Regions from separate parts of the Homo sapiens genome. Here region 1 is linked to region 2. Evidence: chromatin loops called from intact Hi-C (ENCODE). Cell type or tissue: mammary epithelial cell. All regions are shown on one strand. Links, peaks and the distances in the headings refer to the core of each region. The heading gives the core; the rest is flanking DNA.

Region 1 (2,909 bases), core at 199-2,698, 200 kb after region 2:
AGAAGCGTTCTCCTTCTCAGTCATCTTGGGAGGTGTGGGACCATTGATTCTCAGACAGCAAGGCAGGGAGGCCAGGTTCAAGGCCTTGGATTATTTGGGTGGGAGCAGAGGTGATAGACCAGGGCCATAGGGCCCAGAGAGCATGGCTAGGAGGTCACATCCCAGCCTGGCTCAGCCACCCAGGGTGTGGGGACCCAGCCGGGGCTGGTTGAAGCAAATGGGAATGAAAGCCCCATTCTCCAATAAATCAAGTCTAGGAGTCCAGCATTGCAGCTTCCACCATTGACAAATCAGGGGGTGGGGATGGGGCAGGGTGTCAACAGAGTCCTTGTCCACTCTGGTTCTATCTCTGCACCATGGCTAGGATGGCATTAGAACATAGTGAGACGACTGTGACTGGCTGTGAGTAGCGGGAAAAATGTAAATATATATCAGGTGTGGCCCGTTATGTTTACAAAGCAATTTCACATTCCTAAGACAACTTGTCACCACAGCCCAATGAGATGTTGTTAGACTCATTTTATAGATGAGAATCCCGAAGTTCAGAGAGGTCATTTGCCAGCGATCACGTGACTGGTGATGAGCTGAGTCTTAACCTAAGTCTTCTGATTACAAAGAGTGTCTTTTCCTATGGAGTTTTTGGGGGCAAGGAGGACAAAGAAACAGGTCAGCTCAGCTTCTAGGCCCCCAGACTGCTGCTGCGGGGGAGAGCAAGGAAAGAACAGGGTGTCATGAGTTCAGTGGTCCTACTGCAGAACACACTGCGTCCAGGCTGTCTTCCGGGACACACTGACTTTCAGTCTTGCACAGGAATGACATTCGGGGCCTACGAGATGCTCTCTTGGGCTTCCTGTGGGCCTTAAACTGTACAGGCTTGAGATGGGCCAAAGCTGGTAAGACTCTCCATGTTGAGGACATTTAAACTCAGAGAGACAAAGCAATTGGCCCAAGGTCACACAGCAAGTCAAGGTCTGGGCTGAGATTAGGAATCTGAGTATGTGACTCAGAGGCCCTTCCTTTCTGGGTCTTCTCTGAGTCACCATCCGTCTTCCTGCCTTCTTTCCCATCTCTCCCCGCAGGGGCTGGGGCTGGCAGTTTTGTTGCATGTTTTTTTTTTGTTTTTTCTTTAGAGATGGAGTCTCACTCTAGCCTGGAATGGAGTGCAGTGGTGCAATCTTAGCTTACTGCAGCCTTGACCTCCTGGGCTCAAGTGATCCTCCTGCTTTAGCCTCCTGAGTAGCAGGGACTACAGGCATGCACCACCACGTTGGCTAATTTTTTATGTTTCTTATAGAGACGGGGTCTCATTATATTGCCCAGGCTGGTCTCAAACTCCTGGCTTCAAGCAATCCTCCCGCCTGGGCCTCCCAGAGTGCTGGGATTACAGATGTGAGCCACGGTGCAAGGCCGGAAGCTGGCAGTTTCTGAGCATCAGACTCTGCTATTTTCCTTCCTCTCTAGATAACTGGGCCTTTGTAGAGCATTCCCAACCCTTTTCCAGAGAGAACCTCCAAGAGTCTAGCCTAGGCCCTAAGTGGCAAGACTGGCTAGAAGTTTGGGCCAGAGGTGGCAGGTTCCTCTAAAGACCTGGCTGGGTAAGTCCTCCCTCAGGGGCCCCTAATCTCACCTCCCTCCTTGTTGGAATAACCAGTGGTATCTGGACCCGTTACTGGATACCTCCCCCTGCTGGGGTGTGCATGCCCCCACAGGCACTGGGTGGGGGTGAATGACAGACAGTAGCAGGCCCCAGTGGCACACTGAAGATAACTGCTCTTGACAGATGAAGATGCAGCCCAGGCAAAAGCTACATCCTATTTGGCTTTTAATTTGGAGGCCCCGAGAGTGAATTCGGAAGCTCCCACTCTTGTCCTCACGTGCAAAGTGGATCTGACTTTCAGGAAATGACCTGAAGTGAAACCACATTACTCATCAGCACGTCTCTCAAATTCACAGCCTTCACGCTCCCGCCCCCATCCCTGGAGGGATCAGGATTTCCGCTCACTTGTTCCTGTCCCTTCACACACATACCTTTATCTTATCGAGGGGCAGCTGGTGTGGCCCAGGTCCCTGGTAACCTCAGGAGTGAGTGGGGTGGAGGGGACGGGGGAGAGCAGATCTGGGCTGCAAGCTTGGAATTGGGAACTTCACCTAATCCAGGAATCTGCAAATGATGGCCCATTGGCCTACTCCAGGTGGCCTGCCCCTGTTTGTATATGGCCACGAATGAAGGATGACTTTTTTAAAGGTTGAAAAAAATCAACAGGAGAAATGTTGTGACATGTGACACTTATATGAAATTCAGATTTCAGCATCCATAAATAAAGCATTTATGGAGCACAGCCACGCCTACTCATTTATGTTACGTCTTTGGCTGTTTTTGAACAACCACAGCAGAGTTGAGTAGTTGAGACAAAGAGTTTATGGCCCATCAATCCTAAAATATTTACTACCCTGGCTCTCTGTTTTTTTTGTTGTTTTTTTTTTTTAATGGAGTCTCACTCTGTCGCCCAGGCTGGAGTGCAGTGGCACAATCTTGACTCACTGCAACCTCCACCTGCCAGGTTCAAGCGATTCTCCTATCTCAGTCCCCCGAGTAGCTGGGATTACAGGTGCATACCACCACACCTGGCTAGTTTTGGTATTTTCAGCAGAGACGGGGTTTCGCCATATTTGCCAGGCTGGTCTTGAACTCCTGACCTCAGGTGATTCAGCCGCCTTGCCTCCCAAAGTGTTGGGATTACAGGCGTGAGCCACTGTGCCCGGCCTACCCTGGCTCTTTGCAGAAAAAGTTTGCTGATCTCTGATCTAAACTCTCACCTCCCCATGTTGAAAGCATTTAAAAATCAGTGGGTGGGCCGGGCACAGTGGCTCATGTCTATAATCTCAGCATTTTGGGAGGCCAAGACAGG
Region 2 (2,909 bases), core at 94-2,593:
TATCACAAATGCAGAGGGGCTGGAAGGTGCTGTCAGAGTTGGTTCTGACTGGCTCAGGTCCTTACTGGGTCTAGGACCTTAGGTAAATTACTTAGCCCCCTGAATCTTAGCTTCCTCATCAGTAAGATGGTGACAATATCTTCCTTAAACATACTGTTTTTACAGCACTAAGCAAAGTCCGCATTGCATAAATGGCATCGTCATCTATGATCATGAGAAATGGAATGAGACAGAGCAACATGCTGAGGACCTGTGTGCATGCATTACAGTTGCTCCCAACCAACACGAGGGACTAAATGGCACCCTCCTTTCATCATTCCTTTGCTTTCCCCGACCCAAATTCATCCTACTCGGTATCAGTGACTTTACAAATGAGAGAAAGATATTTGAGAAGTGTCTCTATGACCTAAAAGGAGAAACATACTGATCCAAATGGCAGGCAATCGCCCTGTGCTCTTTGGGGCTGTGTGGTAGGGGCAGCCCTATGTATGTCACGGGAATGGGCTCAGACACAGGTGACATGCATTAGAACTTAGCTCCTCAAGGCTGGGCGCAGTGGCTCACACCTGTAATCCCAGAACTTTGGGAGGCCAAGGTGGGCGGATCACCTGAGGTTAGGGGTTTGAGACCAGCATGGCCAACATGGAGAAACCTCGTCTCTACTAAAAATACAAAAAATAGCTGGGCGTGGTGGTGTGTGCCTGTAATCCCAGGTACTTGGGAGGCTGAGCCGGGAAAATCACTTGAACCTGGGAGGCGGAGGTTGCAGTGAGCCGAGATTGTGCCATTGCACTCCAGCCTGGGCAAAAGAGTGAGACTCCATCTAAAAAAAAAAAAAAAAAAAAAAAAAAGAAAAGAAAAACTTAGCTCCCCAAGAAGGCTGGATTGCTGGGAAAGTAATCCAAGTAAAAAGACACAGTGCTGATAAGGAGTTAGTATTTAGTCAGAATGACACAAAAATCACTATAGTAGAAAACTTAGGATTTCTGAATACGGCCAAAAAGTCGGTACTTACTCTCCCTCACTCTCCTCTTAACATCCCCCAACAACCCAAGGAGGATCACAGGCTTCTCTCCTGAAATCTCATCATAATTCCATACCAAAAAACAAACCAAAACTGAACAACAACAAAAACCCCCATAAAAAAACCACAAAGCAGAAGAAAGGAGGTAAAGGGGAAAGAAAGCAGTCTTCTTTCAGCTAAGACTTATTTCTTAACAGGATCAACTTAGCAAAATAAGAATGACTCAGAGACACCCCTTATCTATCACTAATTACCTAAATCTAGATACAAGGCAAATCATGTCCAATCCGACACTAGCTGAAACTCTTCACAAGGTTCCAAAACAACAAAACCGCAGCCGCCCGAATCTGCCACAAGGTGGCAGTACACGACTCGTTTCCAAGTGGACCCAGCCACCAGTCAGCGGAGCCCATAAATTACCCCGTGTGTCTGCTCTCATCACCATCCTCCCCAGTGCTTGAAGGAGACTCTAGAAGGTCTGTTCCAATTCGTTCTTTTGGTCAGGTCAGAACTAGGTCCTTCAAACCTCTGGAAAAGCTTTTAGCCCTACAGCTCTAAATTACACATGGTGACACACGGCCTCTGGCCTGTCCCCTAAAGATCAGACAGACTCAAGATTTATAAATGTTCCAAGAAGCAGGTTCAGGCCCCAAACAAAGGAACTGAGAGGCTGGGGAACAGGGAGGAGAGGGGAGAGGGATGGGGGCGAGAAGGGGACTGCACGTGGACAGGTTTTCTTCTCACTTGTGCTTCCTCCTTACTCAAGCCAGTCACAAATCCCCTGCACTTTAACAAAGGAAGAAAAATACTCAAAACTTCCACCATCCCTACTACTAGCTTCAAATCTTCCACATGATTTTAAAGAAAAATAATTTACCTTAGCGGACTTGCAAAAAAGCAGAGGGGTGGGGGAGGAGCCACTCTTCAGACAAAAGGGGCGCCGCTCCTTCCACGCATTAATATTCCATATTCCCGGGATGATGTCCACTTTCACAGTTTGACTGTTTTATAACAGATTTGATGTGAGAGAAGACAAATGGCCTCACAAAGGAAAGACGACAAATCATCACACTGCTTTTAGCAGGGTTTCTCTTTATTTTTATTTATTTTTATTCCGGACCTGGGATGCAGAGCTCTCTGCCTTGCTGGAGATGTTTAATATTAACGTCAAGCCACCACGGTCCCCGCAATAGAGTTGGCCAGTGTTGTGTTTACGGTTTTGTGACTGCTGGCTTCAGGAAGATGAAGCTCCTTGTTCAAACAGCAGCCCCTCTAACAGCTCCTGTTAAAAGCTAGGGGATGCTTCACTGCTTAGACGTGAATCACTTCCCCCAGCCGCACAGAAGGTGAGACTGACATTCCAGTTACATTTGTATCCGTATCAGGATGCTGCCCAACAACCCAGGGCGTGTGTGCATGCGTGTGTGTGTGTGTGTGTGTGTGTGTGTGTGTGTGTGTGTTGGGGGAGCACAGGATGCATCGCTCAGCTCTAGCTTAACTTCAACACGCAGGAATTAGTGAGGGTATTCAATGTCAACCCATAGAGTTTTGGCAAGGCACTCTGCTATTACTTCTGGTAATAAGTTGGAGGATTTCTTTTGCTTAGAAATCGGGTACCAATCAAAACGCACAAGAAGTAACTAGTAAGTGAGCAAATGCAAAGTGCCAGCTCTGCAATGCGAGTCAGGGGACACAGAGGAACCGCTGGGGCCTGGGGAGCAAGCCCTTCCAGCTGCTGGCCAGCTGCCCTACCCGGAAGTCTCCCCCCGAGCGTTCAAGGAGCATGTGTTCTCCTGGCTCTCCTCTGCCTTCCTTCTCCCAGGTTCTGCTCTTGGCTTCCTCTCTTCTTTTGACACCCTCCCCTGGTGATCCTACACACACTCTA

Evidence for each region. Hi-C counts contacts between places; a loop is a spot of excess contacts. Peaks named below come from ENCODE experiments on the same cell type or tissue, not always from the same donor. Only the 100,000 strongest peaks of a DNase experiment are listed, where the experiment ranks them.
Region 1: it touches region 2 in a loop (19-fold over the local background); 5 of 110 quality-filtered maps call a loop at or near these places.

The regions. Positions count from the first base shown.
Region 1 is chr17:36,849,051-36,851,959 of GRCh38, reverse strand. No RefSeq gene overlaps it. Among named protein-coding and RNA genes, the nearest start is that of LHX1-DT, 86 kb to the left of the region's middle. RefSeq lists an enhancer at 964-2,163. In mammary epithelial cell, for the core only: a CTCF peak has its summit at 1,702 (motif pointing left); DNase peaks (open chromatin) are centred at 1,039 and 1,919; H3K27ac peaks cover 595 bases.
Region 2 is chr17:37,046,306-37,049,214 of GRCh38, reverse strand. The region is part of intron 11 of AATF (apoptosis antagonizing transcription factor); the gene reads right to left. The region is part of intron 1 of LOC105371753 (a long non-coding RNA gene); the gene reads left to right. Among named protein-coding and RNA genes, the nearest start is that of MIR2909, 14 kb to the right of the region's middle. RefSeq lists an enhancer at 617-1,117. In mammary epithelial cell, for the core only: a CTCF peak has its summit at 1,372 (motif pointing right); a DNase peak (open chromatin) is centred at 1,404.